Regions from separate parts of the Homo sapiens genome. Here regions 2, 3, 4, 5, 6 and 7 are each linked to region 1. The links are chromatin contacts, found by Hi-C or POLR2A ChIA-PET in ENCODE. All regions are on one chromosome and are shown on one strand. The core of a region is the stretch at or near the end of the contact, and the rest is flanking DNA. Distances in the headings are between cores, read along the strand shown.

What was found. A loop is a pair of places that touch in the nucleus more often than their neighbours do. ChIA-PET counts read pairs that join two places held with the same protein, here RNA polymerase II (POLR2A). Pooled maps may share reads with other maps.
Region 2: a loop to region 1 is called in a pooled map, with 5 times the contacts of the local background. The contact joins the promoter of NUDT22 here to the promoter of SNHG1 in region 1. A Hi-C loop is called at or near these places in 2 of 50 pooled maps. POLR2A ChIA-PET finds 5 or more read pairs at or near these places in 7 of 52 experiments (GM10248, GM12878, H1 and 4 more).
Region 3: a loop to region 1 is called in a pooled map, with 4 times the contacts of the local background. The contact joins the promoter of FERMT3 here to the promoter of SNHG1 in region 1. A Hi-C loop is called at or near these places in 1 of 50 pooled maps. POLR2A ChIA-PET finds 5 or more read pairs at or near these places in 8 of 52 experiments (CD4-positive, alpha-beta memory T cell, GM10248, H1 and 5 more).
Region 4: a loop to region 1 is called in a pooled map, with 8 times the contacts of the local background. The contact joins the promoter of STIP1 here to the promoter of SNHG1 in region 1. A Hi-C loop is called at or near these places in 7 of 50 pooled maps. POLR2A ChIA-PET finds 5 or more read pairs at or near these places in 8 of 52 experiments (CD4-positive, alpha-beta T cell, HEK293, K562 and 4 more).
Region 5: a loop to region 1 is called in a pooled map, with 5 times the contacts of the local background. The contact joins the promoter of COX8A here to the promoter of SNHG1 in region 1. A Hi-C loop is called at or near these places in 3 of 50 pooled maps. POLR2A ChIA-PET finds 5 or more read pairs at or near these places in 4 of 52 experiments (GM10248, MCF 10A, activated CD4-positive, alpha-beta T cell and 1 more).
Region 6: a loop to region 1 is called in a pooled map, with 6 times the contacts of the local background. The contact joins the promoter of NAA40 here to the promoter of SNHG1 in region 1. A Hi-C loop is called at or near these places in 2 of 50 pooled maps. POLR2A ChIA-PET finds 5 or more read pairs at or near these places in 2 of 52 experiments (A549 and OCI-LY7).
Region 7: a pooled map shows a loop between it and region 1 (7-fold over the local background). The contact joins the promoter of FADS1 here to the promoter of SNHG1 in region 1. A Hi-C loop is called at or near these places in 2 of 37 single-sample maps with no recorded cell type and 7 of 50 pooled maps. POLR2A ChIA-PET finds 5 or more read pairs at or near these places in 5 of 52 experiments (A673, K562, PC-3 and 2 more).

What each region holds. Positions count from the first base shown.
Region 1 is chr11:62,854,501-62,857,411 of GRCh38, forward strand. SNHG1 (small nucleolar RNA host gene 1) reads right to left here and starts at 1,385. Exons shown (of 9, transcript NR_152585.1): 1 at 924-1,385; 2 at 633-716; 3 at 19-51. It overlaps SNORD28 (small nucleolar RNA, C/D box 28), which reads right to left and starts at 195; the gene lies at 121-195. SNORD27 (small nucleolar RNA, C/D box 27) reads right to left here and starts at 583; the gene lies at 512-583. It overlaps SNORD26 (small nucleolar RNA, C/D box 26), which reads right to left and starts at 866; the gene lies at 792-866. It also overlaps SNORD25 and a transcript of SLC3A2 not described here. RefSeq lists enhancers at 1-491, 1,129-1,208, 1,319-1,498, 1,467-2,440, 2,441-2,911 and a silencer at 1,559-1,618.
Region 2 is chr11:64,225,024-64,227,934 of GRCh38, forward strand. NUDT22 (nudix hydrolase 22) reads left to right here and starts at 1,251. Exons shown (of 6, transcript NM_032344.4): 1 at 1,251-1,404; 2 at 1,612-2,109; 3 at 2,545-2,643. The coding sequence starts at 1,630. TRPT1 (tRNA phosphotransferase 1) reads right to left here and starts at 1,163. Exons shown (of 8, transcript NM_001033678.4): 1 at 1,027-1,163; 2 at 763-846; 3 at 476-557. The coding sequence starts at 837. RefSeq lists enhancers at 69-791, 1,392-1,911, 1,912-2,429 and a silencer at 957-1,366.
Region 3 is chr11:64,205,258-64,208,168 of GRCh38, forward strand. It overlaps FERMT3 (FERM domain containing kindlin 3), which reads left to right and starts at 1,464. Exons shown (of 15, transcript NM_031471.6): 1 at 1,464-1,557; 2 at 2,094-2,267. The coding sequence starts at 2,108. RefSeq lists enhancers at 73-635, 473-732, 636-1,198, 1,633-1,712, 2,033-2,112.
Region 4 is chr11:64,184,748-64,187,658 of GRCh38, forward strand. It overlaps STIP1 (stress induced phosphoprotein 1), which reads left to right and starts at 1,424. Exons shown (of 14, transcript NM_006819.3): 1 at 1,424-1,523. The coding sequence starts at 1,515. LOC124902686 (a long non-coding RNA gene) reads right to left here and starts at 934. Exons shown (of 2, transcript XR_007062712.1): 1 at 1-934. RefSeq lists an enhancer at 547-616 and silencers at 737-876, 1,577-1,636.
Region 5 is chr11:63,973,067-63,975,977 of GRCh38, forward strand. It overlaps COX8A (cytochrome c oxidase subunit 8A), which reads left to right and starts at 1,554. Exons shown (of 2, transcript NM_004074.3): 1 at 1,554-1,728. The coding sequence starts at 1,615. RefSeq lists an enhancer at 1,468-1,907.
Region 6 is chr11:63,937,516-63,940,426 of GRCh38, forward strand. It overlaps NAA40 (N-alpha-acetyltransferase 40, NatD catalytic subunit), which reads left to right and starts at 1,487. Exons shown (of 8, transcript NM_024771.4): 1 at 1,487-1,587. The coding sequence starts at 1,582. RefSeq lists enhancers at 490-990, 1,229-1,368 and silencers at 1,089-1,138, 1,399-1,478, 1,408-1,593.
Region 7 is chr11:61,815,625-61,818,535 of GRCh38, forward strand. It overlaps FADS1 (fatty acid desaturase 1), which reads right to left and starts at 1,379. Exons shown (of 12, transcript NM_013402.7): 1 at 931-1,379. The coding sequence starts at 1,305. LOC124902680 (a long non-coding RNA gene) reads left to right here and starts at 2,396. Exons shown (of 2, transcript XR_007062696.1): 1 at 2,396-2,911. It also overlaps a transcript of FADS2 not described here. RefSeq lists an enhancer at 1-580 and silencers at 1,101-1,300, 1,641-1,740.

The sequences.
Region 1 (2,911 bases), core at 135-2,634:
ATTCGAAAAACAACTTACTGTAAGATAGAGGCAGACTGTCATCAGGAATACCTGGAAAGGAAAGCAAATTAGTTATTTTAAGGTATTAGGATGGAATGAAGCTTATTCATAAACAACAACTGCCATCAGAACTCTAACATGCTATTAACTTTTGTACCTCACAGAACATCAGCTTATCAATTCAAATCATCTGACAGTAACGTGATCGATATATGGATGAGGGTAACAGCACACCCTTACAAGAACTGTAGTACCGGGTTGCGATCTCCCTCCCCAGAAAATCATTTCAAGAGGAACAAGATGGAAGGCGCCAAAAAACATTGTTCCGCCGGCCACTTGTTTTCTTGAACATTTACAAAGATGACATACACCAATTTGGATAATTACCTGTATTCACCCTGGGAGGCAGCTGAATTCCCCAGGATAGATTATGAGATGCTGTAGACAACAGAGGAAAGCATTTTATGTACCTAAAAATAGTCATTCAAAGACCCCTTAAGACCTCTCTCTCACTTCTCAGTAGTAAGATGACATCACTTGAAAGTTCAGCCATATGCTTGTCATTTTGTGTTCATCATGGAGTGGTTATCTACAAGGTCTCCTCTGTAAGAGCATAAACCATGTACACCTACCTGGAACATTACTGTAACGCTGGCTTTGCATAAAGATGGGTCTTGTCCCATTCCTTCACCAGTAAGCTCTTGTGGGCTGAACATCTGAAAAAATAACACCCTTCACTAACACCTCAGACAAATCAATAGGGCCCTGACATTTGTTGCGTACAGTACAGTGCTACTCAGAATTTTCTGTTTTCTCCACTAATCCATCAGAAAGAGAGAGTTCAGTTCGTAAAATCATCCCCGTAGCAACTTCCACACACTCAACGAAAGAGCAGAGATTAAGAAATGGCCGTAAGAACTTACTGCAACAACAGAGCTCTCTTCGGTTCCAACGTGCGCGTAAATCCTGCAGACAGGAGCCCAATAAGACATTAGGTCAACTCAGGGCATTTCGAAAACGCTATTTTCTGAACAGACGGCTAAGCAAGAGGCTTGCAGGGCCCATCTCCTCAGAGTTATTTATCCTCACGGAGCTCAGTACAGGTCTGTGAAAAGGTCCTCATCATAGGAAGGGGGACCTACACGGCCCGCCATCGCCATTTTGTCCTTCACAAAGCCCCACTGCTACTTTTAAGCCTCGAGGCCACGCACAAGACCTTATCCGCCAGTCGCCCTGGCCAGGCAGCTACAACACAGAAGGCATAGTGCGTGCTATGCTATGTTCGCACAATCGCTCAAAAGAAAATAAAAGAAAAAGACAAAGTACAAAAGAGTAACAGCTATAAAGACCACGAAGCCACTTACCACGAGCAGTAGAAAAATGAGAACGAATCTCCCCGGGGAGACGATTAAATACCATGCCGCAGAGGCCCACGGGATTTGGGGGCGGGGCTACGGCGAGCGCACGCGCATACGTTGACCGCATGCGACCCCGGGGAGTTGTGGGTAGAGAGTTCCAGGGAAGGAGGGCGTAGACAAAGCGCCACCTGAACTTGCGGCGCGAAAAAGGCGCGCATGCGTCCTACGGGAGCGTGCTGGCTCACCGACCGCATTGCGGCTTGGTTTTCTCACCCAGTGCATGTGGCAGGAGCGGTGAGATCACTGCCTCACGGCGATCCTGGACTGACGGTCACGACTGCCTACCCTCTAACCCTGTTCTGAGCTGCCCCTTGCCCACACACCCCAAACCTGTGTGCAGGATCCGCCTCCATGGAGCTACAGCCTCCTGAAGCCTCGATCGCCGTCGTGTCGATTCCGCGCCAGTTGCCTGGCTCACATTCGGAGGCTGGTGTCCAGGGTCTCAGCGCGGGGGACGACTCAGGTACTGGATCCCGGGCTAAGCTCGGGAGGAGGTCCCCTTTGGTGGGGCCATTTCGGGAAAGTATGTCAGGACGTAAGTGCTTCACTGAAGACAGGATCTGATTTTTTCCTAACTGGTTCCCTATGTCCTGCCTTCTGGTGCGTTTTCTTTAGATCTTGGACTACTACGGGCCAACATTAGCTAACATTTATGGAGCACCGTTTTAAGCACACTATATGAATCGATTAATCCACCAAAATCCCAAGAGCTAGGTAGGATGACAACCCCCATTTTATTGATGGGGAACCCTAAAGAGCTCCGGCGGTGCTGCCTGCTGCAACTCCTGCCTGATCAATATGGTTGCAGTCAGCTATAGACTGTTTTACTGAGACCGGACAACATTAGTTCAGTCGTTTGTGGTAAACATCTACGTGTACAAGCACACTTTATAAACATTTTTTTCTTTCTTTTTTTTTTTTTTTGAGACGGAGTTTCGCTCTTGTTGCCCAGGCTGGAATGCAATGGCCCGATCTCAGCTCACTGCATTCCACCTCCCGGGTTCAAGCAATTCTCCTGCCTCAGCCTCCTGAGTAGCTGGGATTACAGGCATGCGCCACTGTGACCGGCTAATTTTGTATTTTTAGTAGAGACAGGGTTTCTCCATGTTGGTCAGGCCGGTCTTGAACTCCTGACCTCGGGTGATCCGCCTGCCTCGGCCTCCCAAAGTGCTGGGATTACAGGCGTGAGCCACCGCGCCCGGCCAAACATTTTTTTCTTTCAAGACGGAGGCTTGCTCTGTCGCCCAGGCTGGAGTGCAGTGGCGGGATGTCTGTTCACTGCAACCTCCGCTTCCCAGGTTCAAGCGATTCTCCTTCCTCAGCCTCCTGAGTAGCTGGGATTACAGGCTCCCGCCATCATCATGCCACACTAATTTTTGTGTTTTTCGGAGAGACGGGGTTTCATCATGTTGGCCAGGCTGCTCTCGAACTACTGACCTCAGGTGACCTCCTGCCTCAGCCTCCCAAACTGCTGGGATTACAGGGGTGGGCCA
Region 2 (2,911 bases), core at 1-2,500, 1.4 Mb after region 1:
TTAACAGGGAGCCACAGGCAACCGAAACAAAGTCTGGGCTTGGAGATCGCTTGGGCATCCTCTGTGGGACCTTTAGAAAGTCTCCCCTTTCTGGGCCGCAGTTTTTTCAACTTACATAAAAAGAGGATCTGCCTCACGGAGGGGCAGGGAGGTGAGTGCCCAGCATAGCGCTGGCCCGGAGTGCACACTCACACCACCAGCTGCACCGTATCCTCCAGGGCTCGCCCTCGGGGTAAGTGCTGATCTGGCTGCTTGGCTGGAGGGGGCGGTCACCAGGCCTGGCCCAGACAAGAACTCTCCTCAGTCTGCTGTGGACATGACAGGGGCTCTAGGCCTTGCTCTCCTCTGTGCATGGGGAGGAAGTGCACTCTGTGCCTTCCTCAGGGAGCGGTGGAGGCAGCCATCAGGGAGGAGTCGCAGACAGGCTCACGTTTCTCTCTGGGCTCAAGCCCCAGCCTCCAAGGCCCCTACTTACCAGCTCCCATGGGAAGCCCCAGCTTCAAGGCCCCATGGCGCAGGGCATAGGACAGAGCCTTGGACAGCTGCACGTCTCGGTCCTGAAAGAACCCAGCGGTGGCCCCTAGTCTCCATGGTGACCCTGCCCTACTGCCCATCCTGAACCCTCAATGACCCACTGCAGAGAGAGCCCAGAGAGAAAGGAGTGCCAGTGGTCTCCAGGAATAGTAGGACCCTTCAGCTCCGCCCCCCAGCAACTCCCAGGGAGCCTGGACTGGTGGGAGGGGGTGGGGAGGAGGCGCGCACCTGTTCTCGGGGTCTGGGAGCCCTTCTACCCCTGGACCCTGCTGCTTCCTGCCTCCCTCCTCCAGAGAAGTTCATGGTTAAGACCTGTGGGGGGCAGTGACGAGGGGGGACTGCTTTAAGGCCCCTTCCACGTCCCCATCCCTCCCAGAAAGTCACAAAGCCTCAGGAAGTGAGCGCTGGGTGGGAGTATACGGCTCATTAAGTTCACCACCCCCAAGTCCCTGCTGCAGAGAGGGAAACTAAGGCCCAGCAGGCCAGACTTGCCCAAGGTCACACGGTCAGCCAGGAGCGCAGGGAGGCCGAGCCCCGCACCCCAGATCGCTGGTGCGCCCCGCAGGGTGGTCCGGGAGGCAGGGCCGACGTGCCGACGGACCGGGCGGAAGCGTCGGGGCGGCGGGGACAAACCTCCAGGATCCTCGACCGCGGCGGACCCGCCAATGAAAAGCCGCGTGGAAAGGGGGCGGGCACTTCCGCTTCGGGGAAGGGGCGGAGCCTGAGGGACCCGGCGGCTGGTGAGCGCCCGCTGGAGGCTGGAGCTTCCGGGCCCTGGAAAGGGGTCCCCGCGCGCCCCGGGTCGGAGGCAGACCCCTGGGTTTGGGGGACATGGGCATTTGGGGCGCCTGAACCCAAGACCTCTGGATGGTAGGGATGCCCGGGCGTCCTGGATACCCTGCGGGACTCGGGGCTCCTGCGGGGAAGATGGCACGTTTTACTGCCCAAGGAGTGGTCAGGGGGGTGGAGAAGCGCTGCGGATACCCTCAGGAGGTCTGCGACAGAGGGGGCTAGCTGCGCAGCCCAGGAGTGGTAGTGGCCCCCCTGGATGACAGGCCTGGCCGTATCCTCCCCCAGAGCTGCCCCGTTCAGACCATGGATCCTGAGGTGACCTTGCTGCTGCAGTGCCCTGGCGGGGGCCTGCCCCAGGAGCAGATACAGGCCGAGCTGAGCCCCGCCCATGACCGTCGCCCACTGCCAGGTGGGGACGAGGCCATCACTGCCATCTGGGAGACCCGGCTAAAGGCCCAACCCTGGCTCTTCGACGCCCCCAAGTTCCGCCTGCACTCAGCCACCCTGGCGCCTATTGGCTCTCGGGGGCCACAGCTGCTCCTGCGCCTGGGCCTTACTTCCTACCGAGACTTCCTGGGCACCAACTGGTCCAGCTCAGCTGCCTGGCTGCGACAGCAGGGTGCCACCGACTGGGGTGACACGCAGGCCTATCTGGCGGACCCACTGGGGGTGGGCGCTGCACTAGCCACAGCCGATGACTTCCTTGTCTTCCTGCGCCGCTCCCGGCAGGTGGCTGAGGCCCCTGGGCTGGTGGACGTACCTGGTGGGCACCCTGAGCCTCAGGTGAGATTCCAGGCTGGGCACAAAGACCCAGACAGCTCAAGGGAGCTGCAGCTCTCCACCCTCCCAATCCTCCCAGCTTTGGTTTCCTCATTCCTTAAAGGGAAAATTGGCCTGGTATTTCTCTGGAAGTTTGCTCAGGGCAGTCCACCTGCCTCCCCACTGACCCCTGCCCCAGTCCTGTGAGAAACTAGAAAACACGGGAGGAAAGATTGGGCACAGGAAGAAGATGCCCTACTCCACCCCTGCCCCCTGTGTATCTCCTTTGAAGCTGGACCTCTGGTTGTCTGTCAGGGAAAGGACACCAGACTCAGGATCACTAACTCTCTTACACTGTGCCACATCAGACCCTCAAGGCCAGCAGGTATAGGCTTGCTGGTCCTGAGATGGGGCAGGGGGAAGAGGTGGGGAGCAGGGGCTGAGCCTGACCTCTCACAGGCCCTGTGCCCTGGTGGCAGCCCCCAGCACCAGGACCTCGCTGGGCAGCTGGTGGTACATGAACTCTTTTCCAGTGTCCTTCAGGAGATCTGTGATGAGGTGAGTGAGGTTGACCTGGACAGGGTGGTAGACATGAAGGGAGGGGGTAGGACTTGCCAGAATTCTACAGGTCTGGGCTGGCAGGAGGCCTGCAGGCATCTGGCCAGCAATGAGGGAAGAAGTTGGCTTTGCAGCTATACATACTTGGAGTGGAATTCTAGCCCTCAGTACCCTCTGCCTTGGATTCTTCTTCTTTTCTTTTTTCTTTCTTTTTTTTTTTTTAGACAGAGTCTCGCTCTGTTGCCCAGGCTGGAATGCAGTGGCACGA
Region 3 (2,911 bases), core at 214-2,713, 1.4 Mb after region 1:
CTCTCTGTCGCCCAGGCTGGAGTGCAGTGGCGTGATCCAGCTCACTGCAAGCTCTGCCTCCCGGGTTCACGCCATTCTCCTGCCTCAGTCTCCCGAGTAGCTGGGACTACAGGCGCCCGCCACCACGCCCGGCTAATTTTTTGTTTGTTTGTTTGTTTGTATTTTTAGTAGAGACGGGGTTTCACCGTGTTAGCCAGGATGGTCTCAATCTCCTGACCTCGTGATCCACCCGCCTGGACTTCCCAAAGTGCTGGGGTTAACAGGCGTGAGCCACCGCGCCCGGCCTGGGTGATGGTTTTAATGCACGGCTCTTACCTGAGAACTTAGGGTGCTAAGCTTTAATTACACTTTTCCATGGTTGCAACAAGCTGCGTTTTCTAAAGCTCTCTTCCTGGACTGGGGAGGCCTTTGGGGCAGGAGTAAAACTTCCTCATTTGCTCCAAGAGTGCTGCTTTCTGGGCTAGGAAGGCGCTGAGACTAGCAGCTGGCTGGACTTCCTGCTGTTAGTTTCATCAGCTTTCTTTTCCCCTGGGAATCCCCGGCAGGCCGCCCCCTTCCCCATCTGAGTGGCGATGCTCAGGTAGCCTCCCCCATTGGCAGGACTCTGCCGCCCCCAGGCTTGCCCACCCTGCATGCTCCAACCCCAGTGTGTTCACTGGAAAGGCCGCTGTCCTGCGCAGAGCTGGTGGCGGACGTGCCTTGCTCTACTGAAGTCCACATCCTAGGGCAGGTGATGAGCAGGAGGGTATAGACCACCAGAGACCCCTGAGGTGTCACCTAAGCAGGGACTTGATGGGAGTGAGCCTCGTGGGGACTCGGGGAGGCTCATCCAAGTGGAGCACAGTGGAGGGGTCGTGTTTGGAGCTGGGTGACCTGAGGGCCCGGGAGGTTGTGGATGGTCTGGGCCAAGTACTGTTCACTTGTTCACCTGGCAGGTCTGAGTTCATGAGTTTGAAGGTAGCCCTACGCGGAGCTAGGAAAAACTGCAAAATGGACTTGTTTCCCTCTGGGGCCTTGAGGGATCCTTGGTTGATAGGGATAGCCAGGCTGGAGCCGATTTAACCTGTGAGTCCCAAATAACCTGGATACACTCTGTCGACTCCTGGGCTCTCCCTCCGGCAGCCCAGTGATGTTTCAAAGCCCAAGGTCCCCACCTCATGTGACAGGCTGAGGATGGCAGACACTTCCCACAAAAGTGGACCTAGCCCTGAACACACACAGCCGGGGGACTTGTTGAGTTTGCACTGAGCTTCCCTCCAAATGAGGAAGGGGGCGTTTTTATGGTGTTGAGTCGCTAAGCCCCGCTCTCCCTAGCTTCCTGTGCTCTCTGGGGACAAAGGTGGGGGGGCCCCTGGAACCCTCTGTGGGCTGGCAGTGTGCTTCCTGCACCCAGCGCCAGCCCGCCCTGGGGAGGGGCTGAACCCGCCCTGCTCGTGATAAGGCACAAGCAAGGGCTGCCCTGAAGGAAGCTCCAAAGAGAAAGGAGGGCAGGAAGCCCACGGCCCACAGGGGTGTAGCCCGAGACCCACCTGCAGCCCCCAGCCCTTGCCAGGAAAGGTAAGCTCAGGCCTCACTGGGACCCTGGGCCCTTCTCTTCCTTATCCTCCTGCAGCCTCTGCCCAGCCTGCCTCTCGCCATGCGGCAGCCTGAACTTTCCACCTCCCCGGAGAGGCTTTGGCTGGTTTGTGATGTTGGCATCTGAGCTGTGGGCCAGGATCGGAACTACTTCCTGGCCTGGGTACGAAGCCATGGCCAGAGTGGGCAGCTGCCCCTGAGGGTCTGGGAGTGAGCTGTGGGCTGGCATTGAGCACGGTGGTCCTGAGTGAGCCCCTTCTTACCCGGCCTCAGTCTGCCCGCCTGTAGGATGGGAGCGGATTGGACTACATGGTCTCTGAGGGCCCTCGCGGCTCAAGCGCCAGCGCTGGAGAGAGAGTCTGAGGGTACCACGGGCGTGCTGGCCTGGGTGCTCACTCCCGCCCTCCTTCATGAGCGGCTTTCCTCTGGGTGTGTCCAGGGCATCACAGAGCTCTTCTGCCCAAACCCGGAGGCCTACCAGGGCCTGCCCACCTTGCCTCCTTCCACACTCTCTGTAGCAGCAGCCGCAGCCATGGCGGGGATGAAGACAGCCTCCGGGGACTACATCGACTCGTCATGGGAGCTGCGGGTGTTTGTGGGAGAGGAGGACCCAGAGGCCGAGTCGGTCACCCTGCGGGTCACTGGGGAGTCGCACATCGGCGGGGTGCTCCTGAAGATTGTGGAGCAGATCAGTGAGTGTCCGCTGCCCGCTTGCTGAACTCGGCACCATGGGCGGCCGCCACGGGTGTCTCTGGGCACTTCCGGGCCATCCCTGCTGCTCAGCTCCCGATAATGGTGTCACGGTGACTCAGGCATTAGCTTAATCATTTGGTTCCAAAAAAGACATTTCCCCAACTTCCTCTCCCTCCCACCCTCTTCCCTCCCTCCCTTCTGCTGCAGCTGGTCTGCTAAGGATCAGACGCAGCCACAATCCTCCATTCAGCCACCAATAGGGGCAGAAGGAGTGGTCTTGTCTGGGCCGAGGCTGAAGTCACATTGCTGAGGTCTGAGGGGGTCTAGGTGACCCAGGGGCCTGCCCCCACGCTCCCTCCCCTTGGCGGAAGCTTTGAGCAGGTTGGTGACAGGCCCAGCCTGGGTGGGAAGGCCCTGCCCCCACAGGAAGTTACAGCAGAGCAGCTGTGGTATCAGTCATGGAGGACCACGGGGCTAGTGACACGGGGGCTCCTCATCTTCCTTCCCTGCCGGGGGTGGGGGCTACCCCTTCCTGAGAGAGCAGCAGGAAGACCCCGATAGGCAGAGCCGGAAGACAGGCCCACCACAGTCCCGGCCAAGAGCCTGGGCCTGGGCTGCCAGTGGGTGGGGGGTGGGTGATGGT
Region 4 (2,911 bases), core at 174-2,673, 1.3 Mb after region 1:
ATTGCACAGGCCCTGAACCCCATCCTAAAGCCTCCAGCACTTTCAAGTGAGGGATTACCAGGTTTGCGGATCTGCTGCAACTTGGCTGCAGTGTCCAAAATGGGTGGGGCAGGTGGAATTAAAGATGAGGCTGTGGAGACAAGCTACTGGCAGAGAGGACACACTTTAAACCCTGGGAAGATATCATTACCCAGAGAGGGGGAAGGATGAGGACACTGCAGAGCCCAACATCATCGCCAGACCCGAGTCATGCGGCTCCTTTGTTCCAGGAACCAAGGCTGACCCTAGAAGCAATAGCAGCATTTTCACTCCGCAGGTGCATCTCTTCCACGCTTTGGGGTGCCTGCCCTGCCTCCGACTTCTGGGGCTGGGATTTAAGGCCCTACCAGGGCACAGCTCGCCAGCTCACAGGCGGTCAACTACTGATTCAGTTCTTCGTCTCCTTCACTCCTTTACATCGGACTCACGAGGGCTGAGGGGCAGCTCCCTTTCGTTAAGTGCTTCCCGCGTGCTCAACACCGCACGAATTCCCCTCGGCCCTACAGGACCAAACGACCGGCGCGCTGAGAAAGGGTGTGCGGTTCCACTGAGGACGCCCAAGCGGGACAGCCGGGCCCGCCGCGGTGAGATCCCCGGCCTGTCCAGCCCAAGCCCAAGCGCCCTCGCGGTCACGTGGCATTTCCGGAACATTCAGAACCTAACAGCCAGGAGGCAGGAGGGCCGGGCCGAGGCCGGAGCGCTGGACAACGCGGGTAGCTGGCGCTCGAGGGACAGGCAGCTCCCACCGGCTAGGACCCCCATCCCGATGCGCGGGCGAAGGGCTGGGGCCCTGTGCCGCTGGCGATCCCGGGGACCGCCTGGAACTCGCGGCACTCGGGAGCGAGAGGGAAAGCAACCCAGAGGCCCCGCAGCCGCCGGCGACACAGCTACAGACCCCGACTGCAGCCGGTACTCCCATATATCAGGGGCGGGGCGAAACCCGGCCTTTTGAAGGGCAGCGATTTAAACCAATCAGCGCAAAGAGTTGGCAACCCTCCGCCCAATTGGAATCGCTCTCATTCTGAAGGCGGTTCCGACATGGAGTCCGGCAGCCCAATGGGAGAGGTGGAAATTTCCAGAACGATCAGAACCAATGGGCGCGGCCAGCGCGGCTACGATTGGCAGTGCAAAAGACCAATCCGTGTCGCAGAAGTTCGCTCCTCCCTCCATTCGTGGAGCCTGAGATGGGTGGGTTTATAGAGGAGCGCCCAATCCTGAGGTGCGGGGGAGGCAGGGTTGAGGGAATTACTCCCCGCTGTCCAATGAGAAGGAAGTGGAGATGATGGGCTGGACCTCAAGCCAATAGTAGAGCAGCACAGACATTCCCCCTAGAAGAACTCGACCAGTGAGCAGGCGAGGAAGGGGCGGGAGCCGGGGTCCCGGTAGCTTCTAGTAGGTTCCAGAAGGCGGCGCGTGCGGTTGGGAACGCGGAGCGGACGGATTCGATTCAACGGGGTTCCGGACCGCGCTGCGCTATGGAGCAGGTGAAGGGGGAGGGGCGGGCTGAGGCCCCGAGCCTGCTCGGGGACCGGCGGTGGCCAGGCCGCGGTAGGGGGGCGGGGCGGGCGCCGGATCCAGGAGACCGGAGCTCGGCGCTGGGGCCGGACGGGGCGGCGGCGGGGAGGTGAGGGCCGCGGGCGGCGGGCGGGAGCGGGATCTTTAGCGAGGCCGGCCGCGGGGAGCGCCCATCGCCCCCTGGTTGGGCGAGGAGGGCCCGGCGGAGGCCACAGCTTGGGTGAGTCCGGCCGGCGGCGGGAAGAGGGGTCGCGACCGGGCCCTGAAGGCGTCCCGAGGGGGCGGCTGCGGGCCATGTTGGGGAGGGTGCGGGCCGCAGGGGGCGGGGTGGAGGTGGGCCGGGGGCCGGGGTCCGCACCCGCGAGGTAGCCCTCCGGGAGATCTCAGACGGCCGACGGAGAAACCGCTCGGGACTTAGCCACGAGGAACTTGGACGGATCCAGGGAGCGGGGACGGGGATACACTGGGAGTAGCCGAGGATCTTAGCAGCCTGGGATGCAGTTGGGGCAAATGTTACTCTTCTACATCTGAGAAGGTCAGGGTGGGAGAGCGTTGAGCGGGGGTCTGAGGAGCGACAGACCGACTCTACCTGATGCGGGAAAGGGAAGGGTGCCGCAAAAGTCCTTGGGACGAATTCCATCTCTGACAGTGTTTTACAAATGTATTGCGGCCCCTCCCCCTCTTTTTGTATGCTTGTGTGTGTGATTGTCGAGTGACCGAGGACCAACACTTCCGAAAGGTGGGTCTGAAAGATGGGTTTCTGACGACCCGGGGGTGGTTGTAGACAATTTACAGAGATCAACCGCTGGAAGTTATGGGCCTCTACTGAGCATTTGAGGGGCCGAGTTTGAAGCGGTTGCTGCTTCCTTTCAGTGACTTGGTTATGTCCTCAGTAGCTTGCGGTTATGAAAGGCCTAGAGGTTTTGTTCGATTTGAAGCTGTCATTGAGCTGTAATGATTCATCGGAAGAAAAAGGACAAAACAACCTCCAAGAAACCTCTACCAACCTCCGAGAAATCATCCTCCCGCTCGGGAGTACTACTGTCTTCGCTCCGGGCCCATAACACTTGGGGGTGACAATTCTGAAACTATACCTGGTATCTGGTTCTTACTTCAGGGCCATAAAACTAAGATCGCCCACACTCTCCCCTTAAATAAGACATCTCGATGGACTAGTGACTACCATCCTTTTTTTGGTGTGAGCTACAGAGCTGAGCCTTTGGTCTCTTGTAGCAGTTGCTGCTTTAGGCAAAGCTCGAGCTTCCTTGCTGTATTAAAAAGAGTGGAAATGAAGTTAGTAAACTTTTTTGTGCCCATATAATATTTCAGTTGTATCTAGGGTTAAATGGGCTGTAGT
Region 5 (2,911 bases), core at 304-2,803, 1.1 Mb after region 1:
ATGCAACAAAAGGCTTGTTGGTGGAAATCAGAGAGCAGGGTCGAAGGTGTGGAATATTGAAGAGTTTTGAGAGTTGAGGCTGGACAGTGACATCCGGGAATTGGGATTTTGACTAGGAAGCAATGGGGAGCCACTGAAAGTATATGACTTGGTCAGATTTAGGTTTAAAAAACCAAGAAGGAAGGGATGGGGGAGGGAGAGAGAGTGATAGGGTAGGAAGGAAGGGAAGTTGGCTGCTCCAGCATGGTAACTGGAATTGAAGAGTGTAATAGTAATTGAGGGAGGTTTGGTTACTAGGTCAGTGTCAGGAATTCTCAACAAAAACGACGGAGGCCTGGTGGAGAGGAGGGGACTCTCAATAGAGAGATTTTTTTTTTTTTTTTTTTTTGAGACGGAGTCTTGCTGTGTCGCCCAGGCTGGAGTGCAGTGGCGTGATCTCAGCTCACTGCAACCTCTGCCTACCGGGTTCAAGCAGTTCTCCTGCCTCAGCCTCCCTAGTAGCTGAGATTACAGGCATCTACCACCATGCCTGGCTATTTTTTGTATTCTTAGTCGAGATGGAGTCTCACCATGTTGGCCAGGCTGCTTTCGAACTTTTTTTATTGTTGTTTTTTATTTTTGAGATGGAGTTTCGCTCTTGTGGCCCAGTCTGGACTGCAATGGCTCAATCTCGGCTCACTGCAACTTCCGTCTCCTGGGTTCAGCAATTCTCCTGACTCAGCCTCCCGAGTAGCTGGAATTACAGGCGCCCACCACCATGCCCAGCTAATTTTTGTATTTTTAGTAGAGACGGGGTTTCACCATGTTGGCCAGTCTGGTCTCGAACTGTTGACCTCAGGTGATCCACCCGCCTCGGCCTCCCAAAATGTTGGGATTACAAGCGTGAGCCACTGCGCCCGGCCAATTTTTGTATTTTTCGTAGAGATGGGGTTTCACCATGCTGGCAAGACTGGTCTCAAACTCCTGACCTCAGATGATCTACCGGCCCCGGCCTCCCAAAGTGTTGGGATTACATGCGTGAGCCACTGCGCCCGGCCAATTTTTGTATTTTTCGTAGAGATGGGGTTTCACCATGCTGGCAAGACTGGTGTCAAACTCCTGACCTCAGATGATCTACCCGCCCCGGCCTCCCAAAGTGCTGGGATTAGAGGCGTGAGCCAACGCGCCCAGCCCGTACTTTTTTTTTTTTAGTACAGACGGCCTCCCAAAAGTTCTGAGATTACGGGCGTGAGCCACCACGCCCAGCCTGAATAGAGAGAGATTTAACAGTATGAATGAAGGGAGGAGTCAAGAACAGTTTAGGCTTCTCGCGTACATGATTGGGTGGCCCCAGATGTCATTCACAAGTATAAGCCTTGGAGGCGGAACATAACTCGAAGAAGAGCCCTTTTGTGCTCCGCCCATAGCGTAGGAAGGTGTCAATTGGCTGTTTCGAGGAACGCGCCAAAAACTGCCAAGGGCTGTGGGAGGTGTGTTCTTGCGTCATTTCCGAGAGACTTCCGCGCCGCAGTTTCCCTGCTTCCCCAGCTCCAGAACTTCCGGCCAGCGCAGCCATTTTGGCTTCCTGACCTTGGGCTACGGCTGACCGTTTTTTGTGGTGTACTCCGTGCCATCATGTCCGTCCTGACGCCGCTGCTGCTGCGGGGCTTGACAGGCTCGGCCCGGCGGCTCCCAGTGCCGCGCGCCAAGATCCATTCGTTGCCGCCGGAGGGGAAGCTTGGGATCATGGTGAGGAACGGGCCTGGAAGAGCGCGGGAGGCGCCGTGGGCTGACCCCTTCTGCCTAGCTGACCTCAGGTGGTCCTGAGAATGCCTCGCGCCCCGCAGCGTAGCGGGGAGCAGCAGTGCCGGTTTGGGCATGTCTGGAGGGCGCGAACGACGGGGACAGTGCCCGGGCGACAGTCGGGGCTGTCGGCGTTAGGTCTTTCCCCACAGCCCCAGGATCTCGGGTCTGGTCCTGTCAGGCCCTCCCTCTCCTGTCGCCTCCTCGCTGCGCCGCCTCCTGCCGACTTCTTTAGCCGCTCTGAGCCCATTTTCTCGTTGGTTCACTGGGGGATGCCTGACGCTGTCAGCGACGAAAATGGTTGTTACTGCTATTTATTTTATTTTATTTTATTTTACTTATTTATTTTGAGACGGGTTCTCGCTCTGTCGCCAGGCTGGAGTGCAGTGGCGCGATCTCGGCTCACTGCAGCCTCCGACTCCCGGGTTCAAGCGATTCTCCTGCCTCAGCCTCCCGAATAGCTGGGACTACAGGCGCGTGCCACCATGCCCAACTAAATTTTGTATTTTTAGTAGAGACGGGGTTTCACCATGTTGGCCAGGATGGTCTCGATCTCTTGACCTCGTGATCCGCCTGCCTCAACCTCCCAAAGTGCTGGGATTACAGGCGTGAGCCACTGCGCCCGGCCTGGGAGGGGGTTTTCAGGCAAGGAAGGATAGGTATCGTTTTGGAGTTACTGGCCCATGCAAGGATCCTGGGTCTTAACATACAGGCTTTGCTTTTTTTGTTTGTTGTTTGTTTTTTTGAGACGGAGTCTTGCTCTGTCACCCAGGCTGGAGTGCAGTGGTGCGATCTCGGCTTACTGCAACCTCCGCCTCCCAGGTTTAAGCCAAGCCATTCTCCTGCCTCAGTCTCCCGAGTAGCTGGGATCACAGGCGCCCGCCACCACTCCCGGCTAATTTTTTGTATTTTTAGTAGAGACGGGGTTTCACCATGTTGGTCAGGCTGGTCTCTAACTCCTGACCTTGTGATCCGCCCGCCTTGGCCTCCCAAATTGCTGGGATTACAGGTGTGAGCCACCATGCCCGGCCCAGACCAGCTTTAAAACAGGTTTCAATAAATCCTGCTTCCTGTCCCTTCCTTTACCATCTGGTGGTGCATTTCTCCCTGAACCCTAACCCCAGCTGTC
Region 6 (2,911 bases), core at 237-2,736, 1.1 Mb after region 1:
TAACTAACTATGTATATTACCTATTTATTTCATCTATTATCGGTCTCCTCCTTCTAGGATACAAGGGTGGTGCCTATTCTGTTTCTTATTGTTGTTTTCCTTGCTGCTTGGAACAGTGCCTAGCATACAGTAGGCACTGGATAAATGTTGTTGAGGCCACCACTGTACTGAGCACTAAAGTTGGAATAATGAGGCTAAGCACAGTGGCTGACGCCTGTAATCCTAGCACTTTGGGAGGCCAAAGTGGGAGGATCGCTTGGGCCCAGGAGTTTGGGACCAGTCTGTGTAACACAGTGAGACCCCATCTCAACAAAAAATAAATAAAAATTGAGCTGCGTATGGTAGTGCACACCTGTAGTCCCAGCTACTCAGGAGGCTGAGGCGGGAGGATCGCTTGAGCCCAGGAGGTCGAGGCTGCAGTGAGCTGTGATTGCACCACTGCACTCCAGCCTGGGCGACCGCGAGACCCTGTCTCTTAAAAAAACAAAAAGATGGAATAATGAGCAAAACCTGAAAAAGTCCATGAAGCTTAAGTGTTGGGCAGCATTTCACTAATTTTCGTCTTGAAGCATTTCACTAATTTTCGCTCCCTACCTGGGGAGCACTAGGAAGTGAAGACTCTGGCTCCACCCCTGGAGATTCTGGGGGAGGTTGGCAGAGGTGTGCACACTGCGGAAGCGCCCCCGGCGGTTTGGATTCGGGTCACGTGCGGGTCACTCCGGTGTGCTGGGGATGGGTTGAAATTAAAACTTTCCGGGATGCCTGGTGTTCACGCTAACAGCACTGTCCACTCTCTCCTAAACAGTGCTTACGTGCCCGTCTCCCCTCTAAACCCTGAGGTGTGGCGCTGAGATGGCACCTCGCTCCTCTCTGTGCCCCCTGGGCTCAGCACCGCGTAGATGCGAGTTAATTTTTATTGAGAACGTGAATGAATGAGGGGGAATGAATGGTTAGAAGACGAATGAATGAGTAACAGGACTCTGGTTAGAAAAGGAATTTCAAGAGTCAAGATCTGGAAGGTGGGAAAGTTTCCAAAGACTTCCGCTACGCGCGCTAGGGCTCTGGAGGGGCAGGTACTTTAGAGGTCGAGACGCGATTGGCCGCCTGGGAAGGTGGCTGTGCCGCCGGCTGCTACGCGCGGGGCCAAGGAGTCGCTGGCCGCAGGGGAGGTGCTGCCAACCACCCGGCCCCCAGCGGCGCGCGACTCACGGCCTGGGTGAGCAGCCAGGCCTGGCGCCGCCGTTGCCATAGTTACAGACGCAGCCCTGCGAGGGGGCGGGCTCTGGCCGCACGTCATTCCCGGCGCGACGCTCCTCCGCGCTCCCGCCTCCTCCTGGTCGGAGACCCTCGGCCAGCCTAGCGGGCGCTCCACCTGCGCGCCGGCTCACCGCTGCCCTGCGCCGGTTCTGCGCCGGCGCGGTACGAGGGCGCGCGGTTGGGCGGGGGGGGGGGGGGAAGCTGCGAGGCGCATGCGCGTTGCAGGGCCGTCCGCTCTGCTGCCGCCGCTGTTGCAGCCACCGCCGTTGCCGCCTCCCTGCCGGCAAGTGTGTGAAGAAGAAGCTGAGCGTTGTCGCCGCCGCTATGGGGGTGAGTGAGGCAGAGAGAGGAGATGGGAGGTCCAGGGGCGCTCCTCGCTACCCTCGCCCCCTTTGTTCTTAAACCCCCCTCTCACGTGACCCCGACCCCCTCCAGCCTCACGTGACCCCTGACCCCCACATGACCCGACTCCCCCATTCTAAGGGTCCCTACGCTAGGCCTAGCCCGGGAATCCTCTGGAGAGCCCCTGGTCCGGGGCCCCACCCCCTCGGCGCCCCCAGCGTCACGCCCGCCCCTTCCTGCTTCGCGGACCCGTTACTGGCCTCCCCACCACCGTCCCCCGCGGGGACCCTGGGGTTAGCTTCCCGCTCCCCCAGGGTCACTCATCACCTGGCTGTCACCAGCTTCGTCGCTTTTCACATCCGAGGTCAACCCTGGCTTGGAGGGAATTGAGGCCCAGAGGAAAGAAGGCGCCTAGCCAAGGTCATATTGTCGGGGGCGTCAGACCCCACCTTGGGCCTCCCGAATCCCAGTCCACTGCCCTTCCCGTTACTCGAGTCTCAGCGAAGCCGGTTCCCCTACACTCTTTCGAAACCTCTCCACCAGGTTCCTGCTGCTCCTGATAAACACAGCCTTCCTTTCCCATAGACTCCTGCCTTCGACGCCTCCTGGTTGCAATGAAATGGTTCTTACGACCGCTTGGGTTGTTAGGGGTTTTGGTAGTGCAGGTGTTTTTTGCAAGGGGAGGGCTGTGCAGGTGTGCGGGGAAGATGCGGGGAGGCGGGGGCGGCGGCCCAGCCGCGGATGGATATTGACCACTTGTTCCGTGCCGGCAGCCTGGAGGTGCATTTTAGTTTACTTTCCCGGGATATAGGGTAGGGCAGAAGTTATTTGCAAGTTTCTGTGCGTTCACCTTACTAAGTCTCAATTACAGCAGTATCAGTCACCCTCCTAAAAAGATAACGCTTTTCCTAGTATTGGCTGTATTCTTTTTTTTTTTTTTTTTTTTTTTTTTTGATATGGAGTTTTGCTCTTGTCGCCGAAGCTGGAGTGCAATGGCGCGATCTCGGCTCACTGCATCCTCCTTCTTCTGGGTTCAAGCGGTTCTCCTGCCTCAGCCTCCCCAGCAGCTGGGATTACAGGCGCCCGCTACTATGCCCGGCTCATTTTTGTATTTTTAGTAGAGACAGGGTTTCACCACGTTGGCCAGGCTGGTCTCGAACTCCTGACCTCGTGATTCACCCGCCTAGGCCTCCCAAAGTGCTGGGATTACAGGCGTGAGCCACCACACAGGCCTATATTAGTATTTACATGGAATTTCCATCACCTTAAGGGAACCCTGACTTTGGAGCCCGAGGTACCTCACTTCCAGCCC
Region 7 (2,911 bases), core at 129-2,628, 1.0 Mb before region 1:
AGGACTGAGTCCCCAGGACTCCAACCCAGCAGAGAGGCGCCGGGGCCTTAGCTCTGAGGGCTGTGGTCTAGAAAGGGAAGCAGCAGGCCTGGGGCTGGGGCGCGCGCCGACCCCGCAGTGAGACCAAGGGAAGAAGGGACAGGACCCCGCGAAGGGCCTACCGCCCCAGAGCGTAAACAGCGGTCCGCTCCGCGGAATAGCTGAAGACCTCGCTGGCCTGCGGCTCAGTGGCCTCCCCGGCGATTCGAGAACAGCTCTGGGGGTCCTCGCTAAGTGTATGCCATTCCCAATCCCTTATGTACGCCAGCGGCCGCTTGCCCTCCCCGGCCAGCGCTGTCCCTTCCGCGTCCTCCAGTCTTCACACGACGCAGGGGTCCCCAAGGCAGCGGTCTCCCCAAGCTTCCCGTTTCAGCCCCATCCTCGAGAATGGGCTCCTTTCCTGCTCCCTCTCCGCTCCTGCTGGCGAGTGGAGACCGGCACCTAGGTCCAGACGCGGCTGCGCTGCCTCTCCTAGCCATCGAGACAGGATGTGACTCCCTCCCCTGGCCACTGACCCCCTCCCTCCCCAGGCGGCCTGCATCCTTGCTCTCCTCCCTCCTAGCCTACCCAGCTCGGGGTTCTGTCCCCGCCCAGAGACCTGAGGCTCGGGGCTGCAGATGGAATGCACGGCAGGGAGGCGGGACCCTTTGTTTGTGTGTGCGTGTTGTTGGCCTCCATCCCCACTCCCCAGACTCCACTTCTCCAGGCCTCTCTCCCGCCTTTTCATCCCGCATCCGCAGGACACCCAATCACCGGGCAACAGGTATGATCAGGCGCCTCCGGGCTTTCCTCCGAATTAGTCGGTGTTTGGCTCGGAGTGCGTAACTCTGTCTCCCCTGCACTCAGCCTCCGGTCCCGCCCTCTCCTGTGCCCCCGCCTGGCTGCGCTCACCGTGGCATCCTGCCCGGCGTAGTGGCTGATGACCCGGGAGCCCCCTGGATGCCGGCGGGTGAACTCGCTGATGTTGTACACCTTACGGTCGATCACTAGCCACCGCTCCTCGCACCCTGAGCGCTGGGCCACCTCGTCCCAGGTGAAGTAGCGCGGGGTAGGTCCCTGAGCCGCGGTCTCGGCGGCCACCGGGTCGGGGGCCATAGCTGGCCTGGCGACGCCGCGCGCCGGGCCAGCAGGGGCTGTCAGGCGCGTGCTCGGGGTCCGCGGGCTCCAGGAGTGGATTTGCTGGCGCGCGCCCAGAGCCAGCCGCCTGCGCGCCGGGTTTTCAGCACCGCAGGGCAGACCGGCGGGCCTCGCAGCGCGCGTTCCCATTGGCCGAGCCTCGTGGCGCGGGGAGCGAGATCCCGTCCCCCGGTGGGTCTTGGGCAACTCACAGCTGGGCTGCCAACACGCGCCCCCTCGCGGGCTCCCTAAAGGCGTCGCCGCCGGATTCGACTTCCTGACGTCAGGCGGGCATCGCGGCGTTGGCTCCCAGGGGGCGCCGCGGTAGGAACAGCGGTTCTAGTGCAGGCCCTGGGTGCGGGGCCGCGCTGCAGGAGTGAATGGACTGAGGGGCCAGGGCTGCGGGGTGGCCGCAGGAAGGGTGGGCGGGGCCGGGGTTGAGGTTTTTCCGTGCACGAGGCTGCCCGGGCGGTCGCGGACATCATCTTTAGGCTGTGGATGCCTTGGCCGGGGTCTCCAGACGCTGACCCTCCAGGGTTGGAAACTACTGCCTGCTTGCCACGTCGTGCCGCCAATTGTGCTGCCCGAAGTAGCAGCCTGAGAGCCCTTGAAAGTTGCAGTTATCTTGTGAACAGCATATTTACGGTCTCTTGGGCTTGGTGGTGGTTGGGGGAGGGCTGTTAATGCTTTAATTTGTTCAATGAAACATTTAAAATGCCCCACAATTTTTATAACCCTGTTTGCCTCTTTTTGTTTTTATTTTTATTGTATTTTGGAAAAATTCACTGGGATCCTTGAGTGATGATCCTAGCGTCTCCTGACCCTTAGGTGTTTCACCTGAAAAGCCTGGGTCTTCAAGCTGAGGCATTTCTGTTCTAGCCTGGAGGCGCCTAGGAGCCCTGGGAGACTTTTTAAGCAGAGAGATTTGGCATTTAGATCTCTGGGTTTTAGAGGAGTGGGAACGCACCTAAAAGTGGGGTTGCCAGTTACAAAGCTGTTGCAGTCCTGAAGAGACCCAGAGTTTAGGTCCAAAATTTTATTTATTCAACAAACACTTTATAAAGCACTTACTGTGTGCCAGGCACTGTTCTTAGCGTTTTGCAAACCTTAACTCATTTAATTCTCCTAACAACCCTATGAGGTTGGAACAATTAACCTAATTTACAGTGAAGAAACTGAGCCCGGGGGAGGTTATTTTGTCACACAGCTTGTAAGTGGAGGGCTGAGATTTGACCCTGGCCTGTGCTCTGAACTCTCAGGCTCTGCCATATTTCTCATTACACTGGTATTTGGGCACTTCAAAGGGAAAGGAAACATAACTGTCCCAAGCACTGAGCTAGATTCTGAGCACGTAGGAGTCAGGAGAGGGTGATACAGAATAGACTAGGTGAAATATGGCTAGATTTCTGGTAGAAAAGGATTAATTCATTCCATCCAAATTCTTCATTTTATAGATAAGAAAATTGAGGTTCGAAATGGGGAAGGGGCTTACCAAGTTCCCATAGGGAAGTTTAGATGTCCTGACTTCCAGGTAAGATGCCAGGCTATTGGACCCTGCTCAGGAATGATGGTCCACACAGCTGCACCTCTGTACAGCCAATATTCCTTTTTTAAAAACCTTGCCCAACAACTTGGCAGTGTCTAATGCGAGCTACAAAACATTTTCTATTCTTTGATCAAGCAGTTTCACTCTTGGTAAAGTAGGGGAGACTGTGCAAAGATGCAGAAATAGCCAATTTAATAGCAAAAACTGGAA